Regions from separate parts of the Mus musculus genome. Here regions 1, 2, 3, 4, 5 and 7 are each linked to region 6. The links are chromatin loops, found by intact Hi-C in ENCODE. Cell type or tissue: gastrocnemius. All regions are shown on one strand. Region 1 has its middle 65 kb from the start of Gm27166. Region 2 overlaps Gm3331 (a long non-coding RNA gene). Region 3 has its middle 4.3 kb from the start of Gm31871. Region 4 overlaps Gm27166 (a long non-coding RNA gene). Region 5 overlaps Gm31755 (a long non-coding RNA gene). Region 6 has its middle 12 kb from the start of Gm27162. Region 7 overlaps Ets1 (E26 avian leukemia oncogene 1, 5' domain).

Region 1 (4,000 bases), 160 kb after region 6:
GCAAGCAGTATGAGATCACTCACTTTATTGCTTGATCTGCTGAGATGATCTCAACGCAGAAGCCACTCTTAATGGCAACAACATTACTATTAATTAAAGTAAGTTTTATAGCACAATGCTTTATCCAGCATTGTCATTCAGGTCATGTGGTTTGCCCCCCCCCAAATGAATTTATGAAATTCCTAGGCAAATGGATGGACCTGGAGGGTATCATCCTGAGTGAAGTAACCCAATCACAAAGGAACTCGCACAATATGTACTCACTGATAAGTGGATATTAGCCCAGAAACTTAGGATACCCAAGATATAAGATACAACTTGCCAAACGCATGAAATTCAAGAAGAACGAAGACCAAAGTGTGGACACTTTACCCTTTCTTAGAAATGGGAACAAAACACCCATGGAAGGAGTTACAGAGACAAAATTTGGAGCTGTGACGAAAGGATGGACCATCTAGTGATTGCCATATGCAGGGATCCATCCCATAATCAGCTTCCAAATGCTGACACCATTGCATACACTAGCAAGATTTTGCTGAAACGACCCAGATATAGCTGTCTCTTGTGAGACTATGCTGGGGCCTAGCAAACACAGAAGTGGATGATCACAATCAGCTATTGGATGGGTCACACGGCCCCCAATGGAGGAGCTAGAGAAATTACCCAAGGAGCTAAAGGGAACTGCAACCCTATAGGTGGAACAACAATATGAACTAACCAGTACCCGGAAGCTTTTGTCTTTAGCTGCATATGTATCAAAAGATGGCCTAGTCGGCCATCACTGCAAAGAGAGGCCCATTGGACTTGCAAACTTTATATGCCCCAGTACAGGGGAACGCCAGGGCCAAAAAGGGGGAGTGGGTGGGTAGGGGGTTGGGGGGGTGGGTATGGGGGACCTTTGGGATAGCATTGAAAATGTAAACGAGAAAAATACCTAATTAAAAAAAAACTTTTACTCATTTTGATTCTGAAAGATTGTGAGCATATTTGCCAACAGTATAAAAAAAGAAAGAAAGAAAGAAAGAAAGAAAGAAAGAAAGAAAGAAAGAAACCATAGTGCTTGTCTATAAGGAGTTTTGAATTATTGTATTGTGCACCTTTAATTTCTTCCAGTTTTGAAAAGCGAGTCAATGGCAAACCCCTTGGGTTGAATGCACTTTGTGCCCCAGAGTATTGAAACAGTGGATGGGCAGAGTGTACTTTATACAGTTGCATGTAACAGTTTAAACCTATGGCTAGGAAGCTATTGCCAAGTTGCTTTTCCCATGGATGTGCTAACTTGTACTCTGATTATATATTTCTCTGGTGATCTCCAAACATTCAGATTTGAATTAGGGTCCTAACAGACAGACTAGCTTTTCTTGAGGCTGTCATGAACTCTAATTGAGGTAAAGATCTTTGCTAGTGAAGAGCTCACAACCAAAAGCCTTGTACTTGACCATCCTGCCTGTGAGGGAACTATATTAAATTTGAGCAGTGTTACAGCGACACCTGCCGGACTTTCTCTAACTAGCAAGTGCAATTCCAGCAGATCAGGGTTCTGTGTAATCACAAATATTTCTCACACATATGAGAAGTAAAGTAATTTTCCATGAAAACAAAATCAAACGGTTATCTCTCCTTCAGTATATGAAATAAGGCTTTTCCTGAGGTAAGAAGAATTAACATTGAGCACTCAATTTAACACAAAGACAAGATTAAAATAATGTCTTTATCTCCCATCCAGAAGTTAAGTAGTATCATGGTATTTTGGTTATGTAATCACACCACAGTCTGTAAATATGAGTGCATTTACACAAGCACCTGAAGAACAATTTTAAAATCATTCTTTTTGGCTCAAAAATAAATGTCAAATTCTCAGTTCATTGAGGCTGCTGGGGAGAATGCTCACTTTAGAGATCTGCTTATCCAGAATATGGTTGCTACTTCTTTGTCTCACTTCTCCTCCTCTCCTCTCCTCTCCTCTCCTCTCCTCTCCTCTCCTCTCCTCTCCTCTCCTCTCCTCCCCTCCCCTCCCCTCCCCTCCTCTCCTCTTCTCTTCACGTCTTCTATCTCACAGTTTCTTTTCAATGCTCCCCCCTACACACACACAGGGCAAGCTGCAGTGCATAGCAGCAATATCGTGGATTCCTTAAAAGCTTTGCAGTTGAGCTGAAACCCATATTTCAGATGAGTCTCAAAGTCATCAGATTCAAGCTTGTCACATTTTCTGAACACAAAATTCCAGACATGTTTTATTCACTATCTGTTTGCATCGTTGAGGTAAACATCTCCAACTCATTTCGAAGTTGGGAGATAGCCAAGAAGTCTCAACCCATCATTTCTAGATGTTTTGTTGTATGCTTTGATTCCTCCTTTGGTCAGGTATCTCATTGCTTCATAGCCCCTCTAAACACTAGGCTCAGTTGCTCATGAGAGCACCCTCCCCTACTGACATTTGAAACACTGGACCTCTCATTCATTTTTTAGTTGTATGATGTGAGCTCTAAACCATTCTTCAGTTTGCATAAGGAAAGAGGCTGAGAAACCTAGGCATGTGGTGTGGCATGGCAGGCTGCTGGCCTGCTTGGTGCTCTAGTATCTATAGTCTACCTCGGCAGCACTGTGATTCACTGATGCTAAGGAATAAAAAGACATCGGTCTGACTTCCATGATGAAAGCCTCAAGCTTGGCTCTTACACTGATTCCCAGGTAGTTTTGGACAGTGTCTGTCCCTCCTTGTTTTGTTTTGTGTTTGAAGGAAGATAATGTCTTTAATTAACCTACTGTTTATAAAGAATTTCATATGAGCATTGTGTTTAATACCCTGCCCTCAATGTGTGCACAACTCTACCCTACTGTGCTCAATCTAAAAATTATGGCTTCTTTTTATTTTCTTTAAACATATTCATATACATATATTTCAGTAGAACATGTGTACACACATAAGCCATTGATACCATTTAGTGTAATGCTATCATATAGATATAGAGATAGAGATAGAGATAGAGAGATATAGGACATATGACATATATAGGATATATGATATACGACATACGATATATGATATATGTTTTTAGGGCTAACCACTTGGTATTAGATAAGCAACTATGGGCTTCAATCCAGGGAAGACTGATTCTTTCTCTCTTTAGCAGTCATTGCCTGTGGATCTTCATCTAGGAGTGGGACCTTGTGAGACTTCCCTCACCCACATAGGCATGCCACCTATTGTTGTCCCTGTGTTGGTCAACTTTAGGCAATCACAATGTTGAAATTTTGTGGGTGAAGCTTTCCTGTCATATAGAGAAGACATACTATCTGCATCCATGTTTCTGGTTTTTACAATCTTTCCACCCGGTCTTTTGTGATGTTTGCTTAACCTCAGGTGTAGGGGTTGTGTTGTAAATGTATCAGTTGGTATTGGGCACACACCATTCCTTGTTCTCTGTGTTTTGACTAGTTGTGCCTTGCTGTAATAATGATCCTGTGCTGCAAACAGAAGCATCTTTGATGAGGAGTGAAAGCTACAGTTACTAGGTTGGATGGGTGCACAGATATGTGTCCTAGGCTAGGCCAAGCTGGACCTGGGCACAGGATGAATGCACCAGACAGAACCTGGAGGTTGGATGTGGTACAAACTTAAGTCGAGCTAGCTGGCTGAACTTGGCGATGCACAGGATGTGTGATCAAAGATCACTGTAAATTGATCTCATATGTTTGCACTTCCTAGGCTTGGGTATTTACTCTTGAAGGAAGATAATTATTTTTTTAATTATGGGTTATATATTTACCCTTGTTACACAGTTGTCATAGTAAAATCCATGTGGTAGAGATTTACCCCTGTTATACTGTCTTCGGAGTAAAAAATATGGATAAATGTATTCTAACGATATGTGATATGATAAATCAGGGACACAAGAGAAATACAGTTGTCTGAGCATCAGTGGAGTTCATTCCAGGATCCCAACATAAATACAAATCGAAGAATGATAAAGTCAATTATAGAAAAAAATATATCATT
Region 2 (4,000 bases), 110 kb before region 6:
ACACAGCTCATGGTTTTCAATCCTATTCATTTTAGATGTATCTCTCCCATGACCTGGTTTGTTTGCTCTAGACAAGAGATTGAGTCCAGCCAGAGTGAAGCAGAGCCTACACCCAGCCCCATGTCCGCTGTCTCCTATCACTGCTGGTCTTGTTTTTAGTCAATGTCAAGAAGAGCTCTCTTGATCTTTATATAATTTGTCAGGAAGGGAGTCAGGTTTTTTAAATTAATCAATTAATTGATTAATTAATTAATTTTTTTTTTTTACCTTGGAGGCAGCACCAAAGGGCACCCAGAGCCCTGCACAACTGCTTGCTCATAGTGTTTTCTTTGCCTCTTGTCCCCATCGCCAAATCAAATGGAAACTCTCTGGCAAAGATAAAAACATATGTTTTTTTTTCTCTCCACTGACCTCCCCCCCCCCCCCGTTTCTTTTATCAGGGAAAACAGTGGAAAACCAGGCACCTGAAATTATCACCCTCCTCACATCAACTATCTCAGGAACAAGGGCAGTGAAAGAATACAAATCGAGCCAGCCTTCTCCTCACTTAGGCCTCGGGACAAGCAGACTGGATGGTGCGCTGGCTGCTCCTCTTTGGTGACAGGAACTGGGCAGTTGAAAGACTTCAGCCTCATCACAAGTGAAGGAAGAATTGAAGCCATGCTCTGGTGGTCATTTCCAAATCAAGCTGGATTTTGTTTGACTATGAACTTAAAGGAAGGGGAAGTGAGCGCCACCCCAGCGTTGGCAACAGGGTGTTGTTTTCCAGAACCAGGTCTGATTAACTTCCGGGAACTTCCAGGAACTCAGGCCAGTCACATTTTCTAAGTCGCCCTTGGGTACTTGTGGTCCCGGATTTCCTTGGCCAAATGACCAACGGTGCATTTCTAGGGCTTCCCCGGGCTTCTTTCTAGGGTGTGTGCCTTGTGGGTGGGGGTGGGGGATGTAAATCTTATACAGCTCTTAGGCTTCAAGCGTGACCAGGGTCTTTACTTTGCAGGCTGAGAATTTTGTGTCATTTTGGACCTTAGAGCTTGTCATGAAGGCAGATAACACAGGACATATATTAGTTGATATATAGTTGTGTGACGTTAAATTTTTACCCAAGGCCCCCATGTGTTAATGGAGACCCTGGAGAGAAGATACATTTGTAACTTTGGGCTGATGAGTGAAGTCAGAAAGAATCAATTCAGGAGTCCTTTCTTCTGCACACACTTGACTTTTGAATGTTTTAGTTACTTATAACCAAGCAAGGTCCAAAACTATTGGGTGAAAACTTCAGGAAGTAAACAATGAGTTCATATATTTTAAAAAAAAATTTCTATCACCGCCGATTGCTGTTATTGTCCTATTTTATTATTAGTTATTATTCTTAGTATGCCTAATTTATAAATTAAACTTTCTCCATATGGAGGTGCAAGAAAATAGAGTATACCACCCAGAGGGGTAGTAATTTCAACATACGCCTCATAGATAAGGTTTTCTACTTGATCTAGCTCAACTTTGGGAAGTTATAGAGAACAGGAAGGAAGTCTGCTGGAGTGGAAAGTACCTGAGATTTGGAGAAAAAGAGATCTGAATTCCAGAAATGTTTATTAGGCATTTGTAGTGTATATGCCTTGGGACTAGATGCTAAGGTAGGAAAAAAAAAAAAAAAACAGGCAAAAATCTACAGAAAACTTGCAGTGGGGAAATAGATAGTCATGCAGAAAAGACAATACAGTGTGTTCTAAGAGGCTTCGGCCAGTATATTCTACCAAAGGTTCACAAAGGTTCCACAGAGGTGATTTCACATGGGTCTCTCAGCTGTGATCTGTAGAGGTTCACTATGGCGAACAAAGGGGCCCTCAGGAGAAGGAAGTGTGCCTCCAGGTGGAGGAGTGAGAGCTAACCTTCATATGATAAACGTTGTTACCTGATTGTTTAGGGACTTTGGAGTAAATTACTTAATCTTCCTTAATCCCAATTTCCTCTTCTTTATAATGGCGGTCATAACATAGTAATTAGGAGCCAGTGCTTTGGAAATACATATTTTAAACACTAAAGCTCCACATTTAGACCCCACTAAATCCCAGCCAGGGACAACCCTGCTGACTTTGGCATGGGACTTTGGGTGTCTCCCGGGGGCCCTGAGAATTAACAGTCACATCTGGCTTAAGACAAAAAATAGGAACACTGAGTTCAGGGTGGGCCAGCCCAGGAATGGCTGTGTGGGTTGGTGTAAGGAAGAGGATCAGAAAACAAAGGGCTGCTGGCCCTTCAGAGCCTTTCTACTGCCCAGAGGCAAAACTTAGTCTGTGGCCTGAGATTTCGCTATTGAAATGATGCGATCATCTGGGGCTGGCTGGGGTCAGGCTTCTTTGGTTCCCTTAGCAGAGCCACCATCTACCACCATCTGCATAAGGGAGCCTGTGACTGCCAGTTCTTAGATTAGCACGGGAGTGACTGATTAGTATGCAACCTGAGGACAAAGAGTGTGTCTTATGTAACTCAAGTCTCTGGAACCTGGCATGGGTAATGAGCCTGGTATCTGTGTGTCAAGTGGATGAGTTATGGGAAGGGTCACTCCTCCAGGCTCGACAGGGTACGCTCCTTTCCCTGTTCACTTAGAGGGACAAAGTGTTTTGTGTGCTCTGGGCAGCTCTCCACGCCTGTGGCTGTCCAGATTTAATTGTGGAGTGCCAGTCCCAGTCAAGACACATCAACAACAGTGCATCGTACTCAGGGTCATCTCCTTCGGGGCAGACCCCCTTGTTCCCCCCGGATATTGACAGCTTCTGTTTCGCATCTGTTTTTACTTCTGCTCGGGTCTTCTGGGTCACTGCCTTGGCCCAGGGTTCTCCCCTTTCACCTTGTTCCCACTCCGGGTCAGGGCAGAGAGACCTCCTTTCTTTTTTCCCACCCCCATTCCGGGCCTCACTCTGAAGCTTGCTCCTGCCCCTGCCGAGCTTCCACCAGCCTGGCTTGCTCTTGTCATTCTCAAGTGACAATTGACCACTCACGTGTGCTTATCCTGACCTCTGGGTCTTGGAATGTTAGTGCACACATGTAGCAAAAGAACTTAACCTGCTAGATCCATTAGCTCTTCACATTGGCAGAGATGGGAGAAGCTTCCTGGCATTCACACTGTCAGCTGCAGATTCTCCCCATGGTCAACTCTGCTCTCCAAACCCAACTATTTGGGTCAGAGTTGATGGGACAGTTTGGATTGTTTATAGCAAAAAGAGATAGAATGCAATTTTCTTCCTCTTCTTTCCTGAAAAGCCTCTTTTTGAGAGCAAAGCAACCTTCATCCCAAGGAACTCCTATTAAACAACAGCAGCAACAACAGGAAAAAAAAATGTTGTGAATGCATAGTGGTGCTCACCTTTAGACACAGGAAGCAGATCTCTTGGTCTGCATAGTGGACCCTGGGCCAGCCAGAAGTCAGTATCGGAAAACAACAATAAAATTCACGACAAAGAAGTACTGAGTAGATAGGTCAGGGACTTTCCTGTGATCCTATTAGGGGTCATTAAGGAAGAATTTCAGGAGTGAAGGATGCAGACTTTCATTTTAGAAGTAATGCATACGAGACCCTAGCACACATGAAAGAGATGATTACAAGCTAAAGTGTGAAACATAGGAACACTGCCACGGAAGACCAGAAGTGAGGGGTGGCAGTTGCACAGACTTGAGGAGGCTGTTTAGAGGAGATGGCGTTCGGTCTGGCCAGCAACAATGGAAGGATTGTGTTAGTGTATGCCTGCCTTTCTGTCCTCAGCATCTAGTCTCACAGATGACTCAAATTTTAAGAGGGAGGGGTGAGTGGGAAATGTGAATGGGGAAGGAGTGGGGTTTGCTTGTGACTCATAAGACAGGCAAGACAAGCAGGAAGGCTGGGGCTTTAAACAGGGAAAGTATCCAGTTTGTGGATGCTCATCTTGTCTGCTGTAGCCGGCAGGGCCTGTCAGGGCTGAACTCGGATCACTTTTCACTGTTTAAGCTGTTTTTATCATTC
Region 3 (4,000 bases), 350 kb before region 6:
GACTTTTTTTTCACAACTGATTTTCTAAAGCTGTTGTGTTATTACTGAAATGCTTGGTTTCCTAGCTCGGCTGGCACCCGACTCTTCTCCTCAGCTCCCTTTCCCGCTTCTTCTCAGTTAGACCTTCTTCCATGCCCTTTTCTGTGTTGATTAAACTTCCCCCACTTGCTTCCAGCTTCCTTCTGCCCCGTCAGTCCAAGGACTTACGACGTTACTCATTCCCATTTTCGGAAAAGTGAGACTCTCAGGGTTATCTTTCAATTGTCTCCATCTTTTCTTGCTTCGTTCCCATTTAGCTTCTGACAGTAGAGCCCCAAGTCTTTCCAGCAAGTTTCTTTGAGGCTGGGCCCCCCAGGATCACAGAGACCCCCACTTTTTCCCAGAAAAAAAGGCTCTCAGAAGCTTTGTCTTTGCTCTACCAGATGAACATTTTGGAGATCTGGGGGCTGGGGGTCTAGGGAAGGTCACGTTTCCTTGCCTGGAGCCCTTGAACACCCTGGGAGATTTTGAGGCCAGGAGGCCACTTGATTTCTTCCTGGGCTGGTGACAGTCAGGTAGTGTTTAAGGGGCAAGCAGCCAGCTCGGGGAGTTGTGAGCTTTGTCTAATTTCCCAGCTGTAAATCGACTCAGCTGCTGAGGTTTGGAGGAATCCATTACTATATCCATATTGGTCCTTAACGTGCAAAGGGCTGTTTACTTTCCTCTGTGTTCACACTGTCTGTTCAGGTAACAAGAGGCTGAGCCCAGCCCCACAGAGTCAAGAGCAGTCCCCTGACTCCCTACACAGTTAAGGATTTACCCGTGTGTAATGGCTGAACCTTATTTGAGCTGGGGCATAGCTTGATGATTCCATTTGGGGACATTGTTATGGACATTTGAAAGTAACAAAGATGCTAGAAAGAAGTCCAAGACTCTCCTCTGACACTTGTCACTTCTTATGGCTCAGTTGTCCATCACAAGGTGCACCCAATATGACTGATGAACATTAGCTGCCCTTAAACATTTTAAATGATTTCAAGGAGAACCGAGGAACACTATTGTTAACATCCAATTAATTCACTTGTTTTTGTTTGTTTGTTTTGTTTTTTTGTTTTTTTTGTAATTTTTTTTGTTTTTTTGGGTTGTTTTTTGTTTTTGTTTTTGTTTTTTTGGTTTTTTTGCTTTGTTGTAAGTCATCTCTGAACTGGATTCTAATAGAACCCAAAATCCCATGGGATGAGGATAGAGATTTTTTTTCCCACCAGCTTTAGATGAAAAGAACTTACCTGCCTCCCTAGACTGCCCTTGTGGTCATTACTGCACCCAACAGTCTTGAGCAAAGAAGTGACAAATGGTGTCTTAACAGAGAAGCCAAGGGTCTCTGGGAGGGGCGTAGCCAACCTCTTCCTTAGTGAGGGTTCTGAAAGCCCACCTCACTCATGTTCCTTATTCTCGGAAGAGGAGAGCTCTGCTTTAAACATCATCAGGAGGAGGAGCCTTAGAAGCGCAGAGGAAACCTTCCCATACCACTGTTCCCACCTCAGCGGGAGCCCTGTCGTGTGTGTGTCCCCCCCCCCCCCAGCATGCGTCCTCCTTAGACCTCGGCACACTCTCTGCTTCAGTGCTCCAGAGAAGCTCACACAGCGCCTCTTCTGCCAACGTTCTAGTGCTTATATATGGGGGCCCCCTCTTCGCTGCAATGCCACGCTCTAGCATGCATGATACCCTCTCTTCTGTAGTCATCTCTAAACGTCTAGGGGGAAGGGTTCGTGTCTGCCCATCTCTGTCCTTAGCAGCTCCTAGGCAAAAGGCTGGGCGACCAGGAAGGTTTCTCTTAACTCACGATAGTCCAGAACTCAGAAGGCAGAAGAGACTAGGAGGGGCTGCCTATATGCTGGCCTCTGTTTTTTATCAGCATCTCAGGAGGAACGGGTAGTTGGCTACATTGTACCACGTGCATATGGCCAGCAGGGGTCGCTACAAAGCAGAGTTCGTGTCTTTGTCAAGGGATGGAGCCAGTCAGTAGGAGGAGAGAGGCCTTTAGCTGAAAGAATGTTCTTGCTTGAACTTCTGTTCTAAGAGGTCTCTTTCTGAAGAAAAAATGCCCTTTAAATGTGGCTTCCCCTATCCACAAAGACGACAGACTTTTCAGCTCTGTCCTCCTACCCCAAACTTACCTAGCCTTTTCATAAAAATGCACCATGCCCAGAGGGGCTCACTTTTTAAAGAAACACGAATAGCATATCTAGGTAGGAAGTGCTTTCGGAACTGATTGCCCCCTCCAACTTCTGAGGGTAAATACCAATAAGGAATTTTGAATAATAAAAAAATACTAAGAATTTGTAGTTAGGGTATATTGATATATATATTTTTAAAGTCAGATTTGGACAGCATGCAGACTGTCCAAATATCATTTACTGGTTTTTTACATTGTCAATATGACATTTCATTCCTGTATTCTTCCCTCACGATGAGAAAATATCATACACCTGTCAGACAGCATTATCAAAACAAGAATAAACATTGTTGAGGGTATGGGCAATTGGAACCTTTGCACTGTTGATGGGGATGCAGAAAGATGCCGCTGCCATGGCAACCTAAAACTAACGGAGACCCAGGGAAGAATCTGCTCCAGGGCCTTTTCCCAGAGGAGCTGACGTCAGCATCTTGTAGAGAACTAGCACTGCATTTTCATGGTTCTTACAGCATCGTTGACAGTGGCTAAGGGGTGAAAAATAGCCTAACTATTTTTGACAGCTAAATAGAGCAATCAAATGTGGTAGATACTTACAACAAAATATTGTTTACCTTTATCAATGAAAGAAGCCCTATTGCACGAGACAGCACAGATGGACCCAAGGACCTGCCTCTTCTGGAAATGACCTATCAAGAACCAGAGTCTAACTCAAGTTCCTATTAATTATTTTATGCCAGGCCAGCCACACTGTTTCTTCTTTGCTCTCCCAGCAGAAGGGCAGTCTGCCAGTGAGCAGGAGTCCTATGCGCAGGGTTGTTGGGTCTCCAGGCCATACCACCCGGACTCAAGCCTGCCTGTGCCAACTATGAGATGGGGTAACTATCAACTCACCATGGGCCTGGTTTCTTGTTGTTATAAAGTAGATAATAATACACCATAGATCACAGGGTCTGTGAGAATGAAATAGTTCGGTGCATGTTGAGAGCAAATAAATGGCAAGGAGAGAGAGAGAGGGAGAGAGAGAGAGAAAGAGAGAGAGAGAGAGAGAGAGAGAGAGAGAGAGAGAGAGAGAGAATAGACAGCCCCCCACCCCCCCAGACATGGCTCTGTACACTCTTCAGCCTGGCCTGGGATACTTTATCTGTAGTAACTGGGTGTGTTGTTATAGTTCTCTAAACACTACTGTGTAACAGCTATCTACACAGCGGTTACGTTGTTTAAAGCATTTGGAACCGGGTATGGACTTTACTCTTTGAGAGGCCTGGGTGGTGGTCCTAGAACCAATTTCCAAAAGAGAGCAAAGGATGCTCCTATCTTAATGCTCATAATATTTTATATCATGTAAAGAGAGAAACTGAGTCAAAGAGGCTAAGTAACAACCCTGTGCGGGACTTGAATCCAAGGCCTGTTTAATGCCTAAGCCCAACCCCTTCTCAACTGTGTGGCGGGAGCACCCACATCTGCACGGTGTGTCTGGACTGGATGACTAATGCAGCTGCTCGGTTTTGTTACACAGGGAGCAGCGGATCCTGCCTACGTGGGAACTTACCCTGGCTGGCCAGGCATGCTCTAGACACCGTATCCTCTTTTCCTGTACCTCTCCTTCTTGGCCTTAAGAGGGCGCCATTGAGCCATGTTCTTCAAGTTCCAGGCTACTACACTCCACAGTACAATTTGAAATTTCACAGGATGAGAAAGACAAACTCAAAGGGCTGAAACGCTAACTGCTGAGACTTTTATCTTTGTGACAAAACAGATCTCAAAAAACAAACTCGCTCTACTGCAGGAACCAGAGGACTTTTCAGAAGTCAAGGTTATTGCAAC
Region 4 (4,000 bases), 140 kb after region 6:
GAGCTTCTAGAAAGTACCAGATACTGGAGAAGTGAGAGCTTCTCAGAATCCAGTGGGGATGACACTAGCTGAAATACCCTACAAAGGGGAGGTAGAACCTGTAGAGACCACCCCCCAGTTGAGGGATAGGGTCAACTACCCATCTCAAAATTTTTAACCCAGAATTGTTCCTGTATAAAGGAAATGAAGAGATAAATGATGGAGCAGAGACTGCCCTACTTAGGGATCCATCCCATCTGCAGACAACAAACCCAGATGCTATTGCTGATGCCAAGAAGTGCTTGCTGACAGGAGCCTGGTATAGATGTCTCCTGAGAAGTTCTGCCAGCACCTGACTAATACAGATACAGATACAGCCAACCGTTGAACTGAGCTCAGAAACTCCAACGGAAGAGTTAGGGGAAGGACTGAAAGAGCTGAAAGAGATTGCAACCCCACAGGTAGAAAAATGATATCAACTAACCAGAACCCCCAGAGCTCCCAGGGACTAAACCACCAACCGAAAAGTTTACATGGACAGGTCCATGGTTCCAGTTACATATGTAGGAGAGGATTGCCTTATTTGGAATCACTGAGAGGCAAGACCCTTGGTCCCATGGAGGTCTGATGCCCCAGCATAGGAGGATGCTAGAGCGGTGAGGTTGAAATGGAGGGTGGTGGGTGGAGGAGCACCCTCTTAGAGGCAAAGAGGAGGGGGGATGAAATTGGGACGTTGAGGAGGGGAGACCGAGAAGGGGGACAACATTTGAAATATAAATAAATAAACAACCAATAAAAATGATGAAATTGTAAAAAAAATTGATGGAGGACATAGGAGGGTAGGTAAGGTATTAGAAGGGAGTGGTTGGATTCTATCAAAACGAGTTGTCTGTATGTATGAGTATCAATTAAAATATATATTTTAAACTTTATGGTTCAGCCCAAATTCTAGAATTGAATTCTGTAATTAGATTTAGAATCAAATACATGACTTTGACTTTGATTACTTTTGAACAATTACTAAAAATTTTTTTTCTAACCCTCTTAATTTTATTTGTAAAAAGCAGCTACAAAGATTTTAAAAGAAAATGAAGCACACATTGCTATTACAGAAGGAAAAGTTTCCAGATGAACTAGATATTAGCTACTTTTCAGGACCCTTCATGATCTGAGATTATACACAGATGTGACTTTCAGCCAGAATAATCAATTTGGGATTATTGGCGGCTGAGACATTGTGCCCATGAAAGAGGTTGGTTTTCTTCACTTCGCTGAGCTCTCACTGTGATGATAATGGAGAAGTCTTGTCCCTGGGTACTTAGCTCTGACCTTCAGAGCTGGTTCAAGAACGAAGTTGGGGATCGGCCTGTCTCCCTTTTGCATTTGGCACCACATTAAATCCATATCTGATCTTCAGGAAACAATGCACGCTGGAGAATGTGCTTGGCTTTGCCATCGATGGCAGCAGGGACTTTGAATCGTTCTTGAAAGCAATTCAACCACAAGGACACAATGAGGCTTTTCAGTTTTCCTACAGCTTTCCTCAAAATGTGTCTGGAAGCTTAGCTGTGGTTAAAGAATGCCCATTTAGATGTTCAATAACTCTGAGCAAAGGGCTCTGGCTTTCTGAAGGTGTAGTCTCAAAGCTGCAGTTAAAGCTGTGGGCATGACTCAGCTTCCGGTCACATCAGCACAGGTTAACGCTTGTAGCTGCTTGTGAAGTTGCTTTCTCAGGGTTTTGCTCACTCCTTAGGTTTTGCCAGAAGCTTATCTGATTTTGTTTGTTTGTTTGTTTTGTTTTCGTTCTGTTCTCAGGTGACACTGCTGCACAGGTCAGCAGATGGCACTACTGAATGGAGGTGGCAGAGAGGCTTCATAAAAGGGTTTTTCCCTTCCTCCTCATACCAGGAATGTGCTGTCTTTGCATAATGAACTGGGAAGAGTTTGCTATAACGGTAGATCCACTTTGAGTACTGAGAAGAGCTCTAAAATTAAGCTCATTTCTACTCTCCCCTTCTCCGTCTATCCCCCTTCACTCTGCCTACTAGAATTTCACGCTAAGCACAATTCTTCCAGAAATTTGAGACTAGGATGAGGCTTTAGTCACCATTCTCAGTCTCAGAGTGCCACCTTTTGGAACACACTCTCCACTCTCCGTTGTTTCCTAAAAGGGAGTTCCAGACAGCTGGTTCCTGGGGTGAATTTTCACAATTGCACTTCCTTGGTTATGGTTTGACATAATTTCCCTAGAGAGTTAAGGCTTAGGGTATGATAATATACCTTGAATCTGCAGAGCATTAAAGGGGAGGATATTGTCAGATATACGATCTAACCACGGACACAGGCCAGACGCAGTCCTTACTAAAGGAGAGGGCCTGCTTGTCCTGGTCCACCTTTCCCTGGTTTGCTTCTGCTGTGATCTATCAACGCCTTCCTTCCCCCTTCCTTATGCACAATGCTCAGTTAATATCTTCCTTTAGCCTTGCAGACAGGAGCTCACTTATGGCCATATATTCCAGGTGACAACAGTGTCTTTTCAGAGGAGCACAAACAGGAACGCCACAGAAGAGCTTCGGGCTCTTTTGCAAGACAGCTTCACTGACAAATTTCTCCCAGTGTGGAGCAGGCTGGAGGGCCTCTTTAATAAATGGGGTCAACTTTGATTGTTTGTTTCATTGATGATTTGAAATATATTTCTGGCATTAACTAAAAGCAGATGGCTGAAATATAAAAAAGAAAAACCTATCTAGGTGGAACTGTTGGAGGGAACGTTATAATGGCTGGGAATAAGGAGATAGGGCTTTGTGGTTGGAAATTCTGCTTAAAGGGAAGATCTTCTAAGTGGTCTCCAGTCAGGCTTGCTATGTGCCAGGGCTTCTGAATTCCAGTTCAGGCTGGTGATGTGACTGCATCTACACTGTCCTGCTGCCCGTCCATTCACTGGTGCACTGCTCTCGCTAGTGATGTTTATGGCTGTAGTGAGTAAAAGCTACTGGTATGTTGTCCATTTTGCCTTTAACCAAAAATATTGGTCTGCTAGCAGCTCAGTTTAGATAGAAACACTGTTAGAGACAACCTGTGAGGCGAATGGTGGAGCAAGGCTCTGATACGGTTTTTGGGCTACATTTTAGGAATGACAATAGAATGATTTCTCTGGGTCCAGTTTTATTTATCCCTAAAAGCTATTCACTTTCTTCAATAGTAACCCTCCCACCTCGAATCACCTTACCTTCTTTATCTTAAGATAGTATGCTGTGGGAAAAAAGATGAAAAAATTCAAAATCATGATACACTTCTCTTGATGTAAGTTCTTAGTAAGTTCTGTTCTGTTCTTAGTAAGTTCTCAAGACTTTGCACAAACCTACGAAGGGGCACATGGCAGAAGCATGCCCTATCCCCACCCCTGTCAACAGCCTAGTCCAAGATGCTGTGAGTATGTAGCCACTACCCCATCCGTGGCTTCCCATTCTTCTGCTCTGTCCCCACACTATGGTTATGCAGCTTAAGAGAATTTTGAGCATGTTGCTTTCCTGGTTTGCAAAGACCCACACCCATTTCTAGACACCCACGAAGGTTCTGAACTCTTCTTCTGGATCAACTATGGCTGCAGGCCAGCTGCCCCTGTTCCAAACAGTCTCCTCACCACCCTCTCCCACCAGTTGCACTGCAATTTGTTTGAATTTCTCCAGCATTATTTCTTTCTGAATTACACCTCCTTCAGTTTTTGCCTATGGGACTTCTCTTTACCACTCAAGGTTCGATATAGAAATTTTCAGTCTTCATTCAATGCTGTGATTCAACATGGAGGAAGTCACAACCTCCCCTCCACTTTTATATCATTTTATTGGCCATTTTATTATATTATCTACCATAATTTGTATTAATTTTTTTTACTTATATAAGTCTCACATTGATCTTAACTGACTTGAAGACAGGAACCTTACTGACTTAATTTTGTTTGATAAAAGCAAAATTAGGCAATCATACTTAGTGTGTAATATATCATGAAGATTCCCTAAAT
Region 5 (4,000 bases), 540 kb before region 6:
ATGTGATTTTTGATCCTTGTAAGTACAGTAGAATGATCAAATTAATCTATACATTGGATGGTCATCATCTCCAATGTTTATCATTGCTTTCTTTTTCTCTCACCTCCCGCCTCTGGGAGGCCAGAGTCTCTCTGTATCCCTGACTATCCTGGAGCTCACTATAAACCAGGCTGGCCTTGAACTCACAAGGATCTGCCAGCCTCTATCTCTGAGTGGTAGGCTTAAGGCATTTCCATCACAACCAGCTTAATATTTATGATTTATTTTTAGTGAGGACAGCTACAATTCTCTGTTTGAAGTAACTTGCAACACGCAGTCTGCCATTCTTGGCTCGGTCATCATGCTGGAAAGTAGGTCACTACGTGGTCTCCTTTTGGAAAATATAAGCAGTTCATATGCATTTATACCCCTACTTCTTTTACACTGGGCAGAATTCTGGGAACCTTGTCCTGTAGCTTTTGCCACTTAACAGTTTCTCCCAAGGATGATCACTTTTTAGATAGATCACTATATAGGGATACTTGCTGAGGGTGCCAACATCTGTGGAACCCCCCTCTTATGTTTCTTCATATCACTTTGGAGTAGCTGCTAAGACCCAGCCCTGCTGTTCTGAACATAAGAGACTCTAACTGTGGCTGTCTGGTGTCTGAAAGCCTTGTTCCTTTTGCAAAGCTTACTCTGCCCACCCACCCTAAGATGAAGCTGGAATCTTAGAACGAGAGTTCCCAGGGTGAGATAGAATATCTGGGGCTAGCAGCTTTTCAAGGTTCAAATCTGGGCTAGTTGAAAAGTCAGGACAGATGTTTCTACTCCAGTACAGGGGAAGGCTTGGCTTGGGAGAAGGGGGTGGGGTTCATTTCCATGGTTCTCTTGATAATTACCCTTTAATTAGGGTCCATAAACGTTTGGGGTTTCTAACGTTTGGGGGTTTCTACTACTGTAAAATTTTATGTTCAAGTATATCACAATTAAAATAAAAGAAACTGGTAACATGAATAAATGCTAAAAAATGAAATATAAAAAAATGTCAAGTGAGGTGGAGGAAGAGAGGGCGTGAGCAGTTAATCTGGACTCATTGAGAGGGGTAAAACTTGAAATAAGGAAAGGTGAGGGGGTACAGAGCTGGACCACCAGGTAGATACATCATGCCTCAGACTAACATAACTGAGGAGGGGTTCTGGGAAATGATGGACAGGCTTGAGTGGCCAGAGCATCGCATGTGGATGGATATGATGTCAAAACAGGTTTTGGGTCAGTCAACTGCCTGCTCAACGAAGCTGAGTACCCGAGGGACAGTGACCTGACTGTGCAGTTCTATATATTCTACACAAGAGAGTTTAACATCAACATTAGGGACAGATAGAGGAGACCAGAGGCAGAATCAGACTTCCTAGAGAGACAGGGTTAGTTTTGCAATTCTAGTCTTTCAGGAGTTAAACTAAGGCTCCGAGGCTATTACAACACACCTGGATGCCAGCACTCCAAAGAAGGCAAGTAGGGGTTGGAGTTCGGGGCTTCCACATTCTAGAATTTCTTTCTTACAGGCGCTTTCTTACATGTCTGACCTTCTTGGGGTCACCCTGCAAATTCCATCCATTGAATCACTGATTCTGAAGGAAAACTCGTGCCTGGAGGGGGGGCAGCAAAAAGGGCAGGGCAGGACAGAGCAGAGCATACAAATCTGGGCATGGAGACTATGATACCCTTGAACTGTGTTCTTGGGTACTAGAGGCAAGAGACATCTGTTCACATATTCAAGGAGCTGAGAATCTCTCCCAGTCTTTATAGCCACTATGTTGATAGTGCGACCTTCCTTTATGGAGAAAAAGGAGGTAATTTACTACTTACTATGTGGCTGGGGACCACCACCTACATTGTATTTAGATGACTCAAAAGTTGCACTCAAAGAAACACTTTTATTCCCATAGTGAGCTCAGATCACCACATCACCAGCTGAGGCTAAGGCCCAAGAGGTAGGGGATATAGTATGAAGCTCAGGAGTTTTGAAGAAAGCGTGTTACACCTTAAAGCATATATACCCCACATCAAGCTCTTGACCCCTTCACCTGAGACTTCTTCTCTACCTCAAGTTTCATCTCCTTTGCTTTGATCAAATGATCACTTCCTCCCATGGCTGGTTCACTGCTGCTCTTGGCACCCAGAAACCCAGAAGCTCAGCGATGAATGAGAGCTGAACACACTCTCATCTCATGCTGCTAACATACAGTTAGAGAAACCAAGGGCCCCGCAGCGAGGAGAGGAAAGCATTTTTTTGCTGACTGGTTCCAAGCTCCAGACAACCACCAGGTCCCCAGAGGAATAAGGACAGGAAATGTATTGGAGGGGAAGCATAAAGGGAAGGAAGGCGCCCACCAGGAGGTACCACAAGCCAGTTGACTTGGCACTGTCTACGAAGTGTGCTTAAATGGCCAGCAGGTGGTGCTATGTACTTCCAGATCCCAAATGTAAGCTTAACCTGAAGCCATTATAGCCATTCCCAGGAAGCCTTTATGATTGCAGTATTTAATAGGGAGACACACATATATGACTCCTATCATCGATAGGCTAATAAAATGAAAGACTTTAGAAAGCTAAACTGGGCTGCAAATGTAGAATGCTGCGATCTACTGCAGGGTACATGACGGTCTATGAGATCCTATATGCTTTATGTGACACCTTACGAGGCTGAAATACAGTTACTACCATCTGTCTTACAAGGGAGGAAATTGGAGTTCACAGGGATTAAGATATCAACTAATTCACCATCCGTATGTGTCAGTCAGGGCTGGACAGGTATGTATCGATGTGTGAAGCATTTATATGGGGTTTATCATTAGCAGACACTGAATACTCTCTTATTTAACCCTGCAACAGCAGTCGGAGGCAGAAAAATCTCCCTGGCACAGGCACAGGCCAACCTATGTCAATCGCGGGCTTTCCTTCCTCAGCACTAGGCAATCCCCACTGTCTATGAGCTCGCTTTCCGATCTTGGCACCCAGAGGCTTCCATATGAATTTGGTGAGTCACTGGACCTCTTGAGACTGGAGATTTCTCATCAGCAAGATGATGATAATAAAAAGAGCCACACACTGCTGTGGGAAATAACACCAGAAAAACATCTGTGGAAACAGTGTTGATTATACAGTAAGAGTCTATGGTGTGGGGTTATTATTGCCAGACACATAACAGCTTAGTTCACATAAAGATAGGTGTTTCTTCCAGAATTACCTGTAGTGATAAAGACCCAACTGTACTGTAGCCTGGATGCAAGGAATGCAGGCGGTGTACACTAACCTGGACTGCTACCCATCTGTAATGCACATTTAGACAATAAGCAAAGTTCTAGGGAGCCAGGAGAGAATTGCAATGAGAGTTCACAGACCAGGACAGCTGGCAGAAAGCGTGCTTCTCAGAGGTGGAATCACCTCAAAGACCATGGCCCTAAGGGGAAAGAGCCTCCTGGGAAGACGCTAAGAGGAAGCCTGGGACATGGGCAGGAGGTCAGTCAGCCGTGGACAAACCGGGGAGACACAGGCAAGGATCAAGAGAGCACAGTGGTCCAGAAACAGAGATGTGTGCAAAGTCTGGAATGTGAGACTATAGCATAGTGCAAGCCAAGTTTATCACACGGAGAACACAAAGCTGTGGTCCCAGTTACTCAAAAGGCTGAAAAAGGGACATCCCTTGATCCCAGGAGTTCAAGGTGAACCCAGACTTTAAGAAGTGAGACCTTCATTAAGAATATAAGTAAATAGGAAAAGGAATGCTTTCTATATCTTCAAAATGTCAAGTGAAAGAAATGCAAATTGGAAAAATATAAACATTTTCACTTACATTTTATATTGAGATTTGGACTATTTTGGGATTAACTGTCATACATATGTATATGTATATACACATGTATATATGTGTGTGTGTATTTGTATGAAGACTCCAAAGTAGCCACAAACTCACTCATTTGTTTACTCATCCATCCATCCATCCATCCATCCATCCATC
Region 6 (4,000 bases):
GGCTTGCTTGTATTTGCAATTAGACTTCTCTCTTCTGACTTTTAGGTCAGAAGATAGAAAAATTCAAAAATTTCTGGAGAGAGACAGAAACCATGGAACTTTTAAACCAAAAAGGGACTGATAGATTATTTTCTCTGATAGTCTTGTTTGATGATGGTGGTGGTGGTGAGTGTGATTGGAAAAGTTCACTACATTGTTTGCAGTCAGTTACTGAGCTGGTACCAAACCTCAGAAGATGTATATAGACAAGACTGACATTCCTAGCATAAAGGCTTGCTCAGGCTACATTCATTTTTAGCAATAATTCTGAAAGTTCAGACAGTGGGCTCTCCCAGAATCTACACGGACCAAATTCTCTCATGAATTGATCAAGGAAATAGACCAGGCTTGTCCTCCGATATCTTTCTTGGGAGGTTTGCTAGAGGACGGAATAGCTCTGGGTCTAACCTAGAGTCTGTGTTTCAGGCAACGAGTTGGGCTTCTTGAGTTTTGTGTAACTGCCCTGTACCCAAGACTTAAATGCTAAAGTTGAACCTCCCTCCACATCCTCCTCCAGGCTTCAAGATGTTGAGGAACATTAAGCTGGTGACAGAAGAAAGCTGGAGACAAGGCTAGGTCCCTGCTTTGTACAGGTTAGGGATATCCAAAAAAGAATGCTCAAAATACTTCCCACCCCCATACACACATACCCCAAAGGGACAGAACACTAGAGAAGTTCTTTGCTTTTGGTCTTAAGGGGATTTTTTAGAGCAAATACAAACAAAAATGAAAGTGGCTCAAAAATAAGTGGTAATATTCTCCTAGGAATTACAAATGTGACCAGAGACGGAAGAGAGAAAATGGATAGAGTTCCCAAACTTGGATTTATCTGTCTCCTCCCATCTTGGACCATATCTGGCATTCTCTCTAACTCCCATGCCTCGCTTGAAACACTAAATGGTTGGAAGACCAGCGGAGGTGTGTAAAACCTCGTTCATCTGCCATGACATCATTTAGAGGCTGCTTCTACTGGACCCTTCGCAGAGGTGTAGTGCTCTGTGTGGTTTGTGTGCGGTGGGGCAGTGGGGGCAATCTTGGAATCACAGCCACCTGATACATGGTGTTCACTTCTGGGGCTCCCAGCTCCCAGCCCCCAGCCAATACTTTGCTTCCTCAAGGACTAGTGAGAATAGCCTATTTAAACCCCAATACACACTCTCAGTCTAGGGCACGACCCCTTTTGCTGCTCTTGGCTAGCTCTGTAGTCCCACCCTCAGCCTGCAGGGTCCTGCCGAAGCCGAACCGTGCACTTCCGGGTCCCACACTCCACTTGCGTGCTTCCCAGCCCACTAGAGAGATTTTTCAGAAAACTATTTTTAGAAATAGTAACCTCAGAGTAAGCAAGGCACGGCACTCCAGATTGGGCGTTTTTCTGGGGCAGTTGAGCTAAGGAGCATTCGTTTAAAGAGAAAGGTGTAACAGCCGCCCTTGCTGTTCAACCCCGGAGATCATTTCAGATTCCTGGGTTTGACTCCCTCTAGCGTCGCGATTGAGAAGACATGTCTAAATCCAGGCTTGGGAGACTGGTTGGGAACCAGGACAAAAAGTGTTTTTCTTCGCTTTGTTCCTAAATTCCTCTCTGCTCTCCGCTCTCTCTTTTGTGACAGAGTTCCCAGCATGGGAAGAAAATGAAGATTAAGTATTAGTTTAAGAATAGTAAAACAATTTATTTGCATCTTTTTTTTCTTATTCCGGGAAGGATCAGCGATTAAACAGAAGTTTATCTCAAGAATGAGGCTATAATGTAACTTCTGGATATCTCTGTTTACATTAAGTCTAGTCCCTGAAGAGAATCTGCATGCGCACTGTTAGGGAACACTGTGTACTGTGCATCTTGTCTCAGAATTAGGGTCAGCAATTCTGCTGCTTTTGGAGAGGACAAATTCCGAGGAGGGGCTTGTGGGCACAGTGGCGAGCAGCATGAGACTTTGCAAACGTAAGAGACACAGCCACATACTGCTAGCAGCTCAGAGCAGTGTGTCTGTCTTTGCAAGTTGAAATCATTGGCTGTTTTATCATATTTCCTTATGAATTTGATGAGCCTGCTTCAAGAAGGAAACTGGAGAAAAAAAATGCAAATTAACTTTTCTAGACCGAGTGCCCTGAGATTTCGCTGACGGAAAGGAACCCTGATTGAAGGGATCTTCAGTGGTCAGGAGGGCTCAGTCCTCCAGTTATCTGGTTTGGTTATAAATGACTGGATTTCTTCTATAACCTGGCTGTGGCTTACTAACGTCTGAGCTACAGAGTAAACCAAAGTGACTGTGGGTGATAAGAGGGGAAACGTGTGTGGTGCACACTGAAGACATGCTCATACCTCCCGGGCTGTTTTGAGTCAGACTTTGTGAATTATGGAACAGCAGTCATTCATTCAACAGAAAGCATTCCATTCACAAACACTGCAGCTAAGCTCACAATGGTTCATTATGAGGTCTTTTGCTGAAGGGCTGCTTGCCTTGCCAGGGTAACAGTCTCTTCTTTGACTGTCTTTCTGTTCTCATTTACCATTTTCACATATTTCTCTTCAGAACTTATCTGATGTCTAGCAACCCCTGGTGGGGAGTCTGGAATGCTCACCCCCCCCAACCCCACCTACTCAGCCTGTATACATCAAATGATTTAATTCTTGAAGGTGGACCATTCTAGTGCTGATTTTCCAGGATGTATAGGCTTGTTTGCCTTGGCAGCCACAGAAAACAAAGGCATGGGTGGTGGGCTGGGAAGATGGCTAAGTATGTAAAGTGCCTGTCTTACATGCTCATGACCCAAGAAAACAGAACCGATAAACAAACAAACAAACAAACAAATGGGTGCATGCTATGTACAATGAAGAAAGACTCTGAACTATGGCTCTGAAGATGGTTTTAAGTGTGAAGAAAGTATGAATGAAAGACGGTGAGGATCGAAGTTTTAGGACGTCAGGTTGCAGTATGGGTGGCGAATGTCTTCCTTGTTCAATATGCCAGAGGCTCTCATAGGTGAGGGCGGGGCAGTAGTTGAGGAGAAAACAAAACTATTGAGCTGAAGTTGCAAGGAACTGAATTGCTTTTCTTTTCTTTTCTGTCCTTTTTTTTTTTTTTAAAAAGGTTTTCATTGGGTCTTTGTGAGTTTCCCATCATGCACTCCAGTTCTGCTCATCTCCCTCTTCCCTCATATCCGCCATTCACCCTGCAACCCTCCCCCCCCCAATAAAAACAAAACAAAACAAAACAAAGCATAGAAAAGACCCCATTGCGGAAGCTGCAGTGTGTCACAGTGTGTCCCACAGTATATTTCTCTGTCCATACATCTTCACTTGCAAATGTCCATTGCAGTGAGTCATTGGTCGGGTTTGAAATCTCTGGCTTCTGTGACACCATCAGAATTGGATCCTTACCTGTCCTCCACTCCATTACCCTGTTGTTGCCCTGGATCATGGGGGATACTGCAGCCTTGGATTAGCAGGACAGGCCCTTTTATGCATTCCAACCTTTTGCAGATGATAGAGATTTTGTTGGACCAACTCAGAGCCTTGTGTCTGGGCCTAGGAGGTAGCTGAGCTCTCCCTTATGTGAATCACCAGGGTGAGCTCTCTAGCACTGCTCTGGTTCCACCACCCAATGCCACCATCTTCAGGAGACAGGGTCAGCTCTCCCGCTCTCCTGCCCTCAGGCCCAACTCTCTTGACTGCCTCAGGTAGAGAAGAGCAATGGGGCTGAGGGCTTCCCCTACTACCCTCTACCACAGGCCACTTCACATCTAGTGAGTGGGAAGGCCAACTCTCCCATGTTCTCGCCCTTGGAACCAGCACATCCAACATCCTTCCACTAGGGCCTGCTCTACTGTGCTTCCTGAGTGAGGCACAGGACTGGCTTTCTCCAGTGCTGCAGCTTGTGAGGGGCAGGGCTAGCTCTCTCATGCTCATGACCCTGTGGGCAGCTTTCCAAACTGCTGAAGATGATGAAGAGTAGGGGGTTTGGGG
Region 7 (4,000 bases), 250 kb before region 6:
AGTAAACTGATAGTGCTTCACTCGAGAAATATTTATTGAAAGTCTGTAATGTCCTAGGCTTGGGGAAAATTGTATGATTTTTTTTTGGAAGGTAAAATATAGCAACGGCTTTTAAACTCTGCAAGAATGTTTGGGGAAATCTACTTGTGTTATAAGGAGAATGCAAATTCCATGTGTCCAACATTAATTAAGTGATCAACAGTCCCGATTGGATGATCAGTGTCCTCAAAATGTATAAATATCTTAACTGGATCTCTGTCAGTGCTTCTCACCCTACAGTAAGTTCCAACCAGATCCTGTTGTACACGTGGGGCTTGAGATGTATCGAACATTTGCCATCAGAGACGTCCCCATCACACCTTCTGATTTGGATGGACACTAGCACATTTTGAGCTTCTTCACTTCACGACACAGTTAGGGACAGGAAAACCAGCACACTGATGGTCATTGTGGAAGCATTACAAGGACCATGTTGACTCACTGTTGCCAGGGTAGAAAATGCTCCCAGCTGGATTGTGGGAGGCTTCCTTTAGTGTTGCACATGCTTGCATGTCAGTAGTGTTAACTGAACACGGGTTTGCTGGAGGAAGAGGCCTCGGGGAGGCCATGAGGAAGGAGGGATTCTGAGGAAACTGCTTTTGCAAATAAAGTAGAAATTCTCCAGACTTTTCATAAGACTGCCACGTCAAAATGAAAATTCCCCAAATAAACTGTTAGTTTGTCCAGTTCTGCAGACGTCATAATAAGGAGGGCCCAGTCCAAGATTCTGCCTTGCTGCTTATTTGGGCGTGTGAACGTACAATTCATTCATCAACGGGTTCCCTAAGCGTTTCCCAGGCTTGGAAGTGTCTGTTCTTGTCATTTGGAGGCCAGCATTGTTTTCTCATACCTTGCAGAAACACAGCATGGTCTTTGTTCTCCCCCCCGCCCCCCCCCAAAAAAATTGAGGATTATCACATACACATATTTTCCTCTGGTCACCCAAGAAGGGTGGAGACTGGAAATTTGACCAAGACCCAGAGATTGACACTCCATTGCTGCCCCCACTCCACCCCTCGGATTGGGATTTGCTTTGGGAACCCTGTACTCTGCTAAAGCTGGAAGGGAGAAAGCATGCTTAGATAAAGCTAGCAGGTGTGAATAAGTCTACTGGAACAGAAATTACAGTTGCAGGCAAGTGGTAGCAGTTCGGCACATGCTTAGAAATCAGGAAACAGTACTAAGAATAGCTTTCCCTGAGGTTGCTCAGGAAGATTTGTTATGTTGTCTTTTACTCAAAGGTGGACATCAGTGCCTTGCTCCAGTTACATATATACTTCCATGTCCTTGGGTGATTTGTTAATTTATACCAACTCTCTCGATGTATAATGGGTATCTATCAGTGGCAAATTATGGATTACCTCACTCATCTTGTTATCTGGCATGTTGGGAGTTCTCAAATATGGCAAGGACATGCACTGTGATGAACCCCAGAGATTCATACCAGAGTGTTGGTGGGTGTGGTGATATAGGAAAAGATGCTGTTTTTTTTTTTTTTTTTTTTCCTAATAGAGCAGTGTCTGACAAAGCGTTGGCCAATGGTGACACAACTAGAGGAACAGAATAATTAGAAACTCAGTTACAGGTTCTGGACTCCCTGGCTAATCCAGGAGCGTTGGGACTTTTGTTTTGGGGGTCTCCAATAGGTTTGGTTCTGAGCTAGTGAAGTTGATTGAGGTTTCTGTTCATCAATACTGCCCTTGTCTTGCCCAACCATTCCACGGGTGGGATTCTGAGTCAGGTCTAGGCAGGAACCCTCGCAGGACCCCTGCTGTGGAATCCCCCGCACGCGCCCCTCGTTGCGCACCCACGCCTCACGTCCTGTGTGTCAAGCTTTGTGAATGAATGATGTACACGCACTTGGAAAACTATGCTGCTACTGGAGCGGGGCCGCAGAGGGTGACCAAGCCTTCAAGAATGCGTGCAGAATCAGACGGACTTTCCCGAGACTGTGGCAGTAGCCCCGGCATGCCAGGGACAGGCTCGCCAGCCATTCTTAGCAGCGGTGGGCTGAGGCCCTCGCCCCGCGCGCGCGGAATAGCTGGAGCAGCGCCGCCGGGCCAGGCTCGCCCGCCCTTCCTTTCGCTTTTGGGAGACGGGCGGTGATTGGCTGCAGATGCTAAGCCCCGCCCCGCCGCCCCGCCCTCGCCGCCTCGCCGAGTGGGCAGGGCAGCGGCTGGGACCCTGGGCCTGGGCTCGGTGAGGAACGCCCTAAAGCGGAGGCGAGCTGCACTGCGCCAGCGCCGGCCAGCCGTGCGAGCGAGCAAGGGAGCGAGCGCCCCGGACGGAGGAGGGAGCGAGCGCCCGGGACAGAGGAGCGAGCGGGCGGGCGAGGCGCGGGCGAGGCTGGGACCTAAGCGCGCTCTCTGCTCCGCCAAGTGCCAACTTCGCGCGGACTGGCTGGGCGCGCACCTTCCCGCGGGGCGGTCAGCGGGAATTTGAGATTTTAGGGTTGCGCTCTGTCCCCTTCCACTGGGTTCAAAAATCCCCATTAAAAAGCAAAACAACAGTTACAGCAAACTTACTCTCATCCCGCCGGCCCCCTCAACTCCGGGCACCATGAAGGCGGCCGTCGATCTCAAGCCGACTCTCACCATCATCAAGACAGAAAAAGTGGATCTCGAGCTTTTCCCTTCCCCGGGTGAGTGGCAACAGTGAGGCCCCCACCCCAGCTCCGGGTCCCCTTCTGGGCTGCGCTGCTCCCTCAGGAGCACTGGATGCAGAAGCCAGGAGGACTGTTGGTGGCCCAAGACCCTTGGCTTTTTTTGGGGGGGGGGGGGCTGGGTGTATTTATTTTCACAGCTGTGTGTTTTGTGACTAATGGGAAAACGCTTATAGAATTTCCAGCTCCCTAATTCCGTTGTTTGAATTTTCCCACATAAGCGAGAAACTTCTGGTAATATTCCTTAATGTTAGCAAGGGGCCTGACACTGTCTCTAAGATCACCCCCACCCCGTCCCAACTGTGTCTCCCCAGTATTGGAGCTTGATGGGAGGCTCTTGTGAAGTGCTGAAAGGGTGTCTGGCTAGCTGCCCGGCCTACGAGCACTTGCATCCTGAGCGCCCCTGTCATAAGTCCCTTAGAGCCTCACTCCTCTTTTCTAGGTTGAGGGGGAGGTAGTGGGAGGAGAAACGAACAGAATCTGTTTAACTTTGGGAAAGTCTGATTCCTTCCTGGTCAGTGTAGTAACTAGCTTTACTGCCTTTCTATTCTGCCATCTTTTGGCCTCCCGTACCAAAGGTCCTTGAAGAAGGAAAGCATCCCACGACCAGATGTAACTTAGTGTCTTTGGCTCATGGTTTTATTTAGCAGGCTTAAAGGATTTGAAGAAGAGAGGGAGAGTAAAGACATCGAATATTGTCTTAGAAGGAAATTTTAGTGTTCAACAGATGGAGTCAACTCTTGGGGATTCCTGAAGCTAGCAGAGTGCAAAGTGCCTACTTTTAGAATAGGAAGCTGGACTCAGAGAAAAGTGACTTTGGAGGTGAAAGGATCTAGAAAGATAAAGGGAGAAGATGATGCATTTTGGAAAACAATCAGATGTCAAAACACACACGTCTATTGGGTCTGATTATCTGTAACTTTAACTGCTGTCCCTGATCTCTTGCCTCTGCCGTAAATAACTGCATATTTAACCTGTTCTTTAGACTTTCAATACAAGCCAAGATGACGTTTTGACATTCTGATGTGTTTCAAAATGTTAATGAAGACATTTGGGCGCCATCCTTTCTAGAGACGCTCCTGACAGTCAGTGCCGGATTGCTCTGTACAAACACAGTGTGATGACATTCAGAGCCAGGTTGAGCTGGGGGTCTCTCCTAGAGCTGGGGAGACTTCTCAGGCACTCAGAGCTACATATAGAAATGTTGCTATGAAAGTGGGTTTGGGGTGTTCGATGGAGCCAGGAGTTCTCTGTGTTACCATTGATTAAAACCATATATAGCAGACGCGAAGGGATAGT

The links. A loop is a pair of places that touch in the nucleus more often than their neighbours do. Peaks named below come from ENCODE experiments on the same cell type or tissue, not always from the same donor. Only the 100,000 strongest peaks of a DNase experiment are listed, where the experiment ranks them.
Region 1: it touches region 6 in a loop (7-fold over the local background); 23 of 42 quality-filtered maps call a loop at or near these places.
Region 2: it touches region 6 in a loop (2.7-fold over the local background); 6 of 42 quality-filtered maps call a loop at or near these places.
Region 3: a loop joins it to region 6, with 10 times the contacts of the local background. A loop is called at or near these places in 41 of 42 quality-filtered maps.
Region 4: a loop joins it to region 6, with 2.8 times the contacts of the local background. A loop is called at or near these places in 15 of 42 quality-filtered maps.
Region 5: it touches region 6 in a loop (2.5-fold over the local background); 22 of 42 quality-filtered maps call a loop at or near these places.
Region 7: it touches region 6 in a loop (3-fold over the local background); 12 of 42 quality-filtered maps call a loop at or near these places.

Annotation. Positions count from the first base shown.
Region 1 is chr9:33,094,375-33,098,374 of GRCm38, forward strand. No RefSeq gene overlaps it. Among named protein-coding and RNA genes, the nearest start is that of Gm27166, 65 kb to the left of the region's middle. In gastrocnemius, a CTCF peak has its summit at 1,507 (motif pointing left); a DNase peak (open chromatin) is centred at 1,490.
Region 2 is chr9:32,832,774-32,836,773 of GRCm38, forward strand. It overlaps Gm3331 (a long non-coding RNA gene), which reads left to right. Exons shown (of 3, transcript XR_379227.1): 3 at 441-801. Among named protein-coding and RNA genes, the nearest start is that of Gm3331, 52 kb to the left of the region's middle. In gastrocnemius, no CTCF peak of the experiment used is centred here; no DNase peak of the experiment used is centred here; H3K27ac peaks cover 2,940 bases.
Region 3 is chr9:32,588,160-32,592,159 of GRCm38, forward strand. No RefSeq gene overlaps it. Among named protein-coding and RNA genes, the nearest start is that of Gm31871, 4.3 kb to the right of the region's middle. In gastrocnemius, CTCF peaks have their summits at 1,942 (motif pointing right) and 3,795 (motif pointing right); DNase peaks (open chromatin) are centred at 1,946 and 3,734; H3K4me3 peaks cover 158 bases; H3K27ac peaks cover 397 bases.
Region 4 is chr9:33,078,793-33,082,792 of GRCm38, forward strand. All of the region lies in intron 1 of Gm27166 (a long non-coding RNA gene), which reads left to right. Among named protein-coding and RNA genes, the nearest start is that of Gm27166, 49 kb to the left of the region's middle. In gastrocnemius, a CTCF peak has its summit at 2,103 (motif pointing left); no DNase peak of the experiment used is centred here.
Region 5 is chr9:32,403,061-32,407,060 of GRCm38, forward strand. All of the region lies in intron 1 of Gm31755 (a long non-coding RNA gene), which reads right to left. Among named protein-coding and RNA genes, the nearest start is that of Gm31755, 6.7 kb to the right of the region's middle. In gastrocnemius, a CTCF peak has its summit at 2,433 (motif pointing right); a DNase peak (open chromatin) is centred at 2,399.
Region 6 is chr9:32,939,236-32,943,235 of GRCm38, forward strand. No RefSeq gene overlaps it. Among named protein-coding and RNA genes, the nearest start is that of Gm27162, 12 kb to the left of the region's middle. In gastrocnemius, CTCF peaks have their summits at 1,513 and 2,589 (motif pointing left); a DNase peak (open chromatin) is centred at 1,499; H3K4me3 peaks cover 1,203 bases; H3K27ac peaks cover 2,358 bases.
Region 7 is chr9:32,693,786-32,697,785 of GRCm38, forward strand. All of the region lies in intron 3 of Ets1 (E26 avian leukemia oncogene 1, 5' domain), which reads left to right. Among named protein-coding and RNA genes, the nearest start is that of Ets1, 60 kb to the left of the region's middle. In gastrocnemius, a CTCF peak has its summit at 2,257; DNase peaks (open chromatin) are centred at 2,166 and 3,067; H3K4me3 peaks cover 2,885 bases; H3K27ac peaks cover 3,706 bases.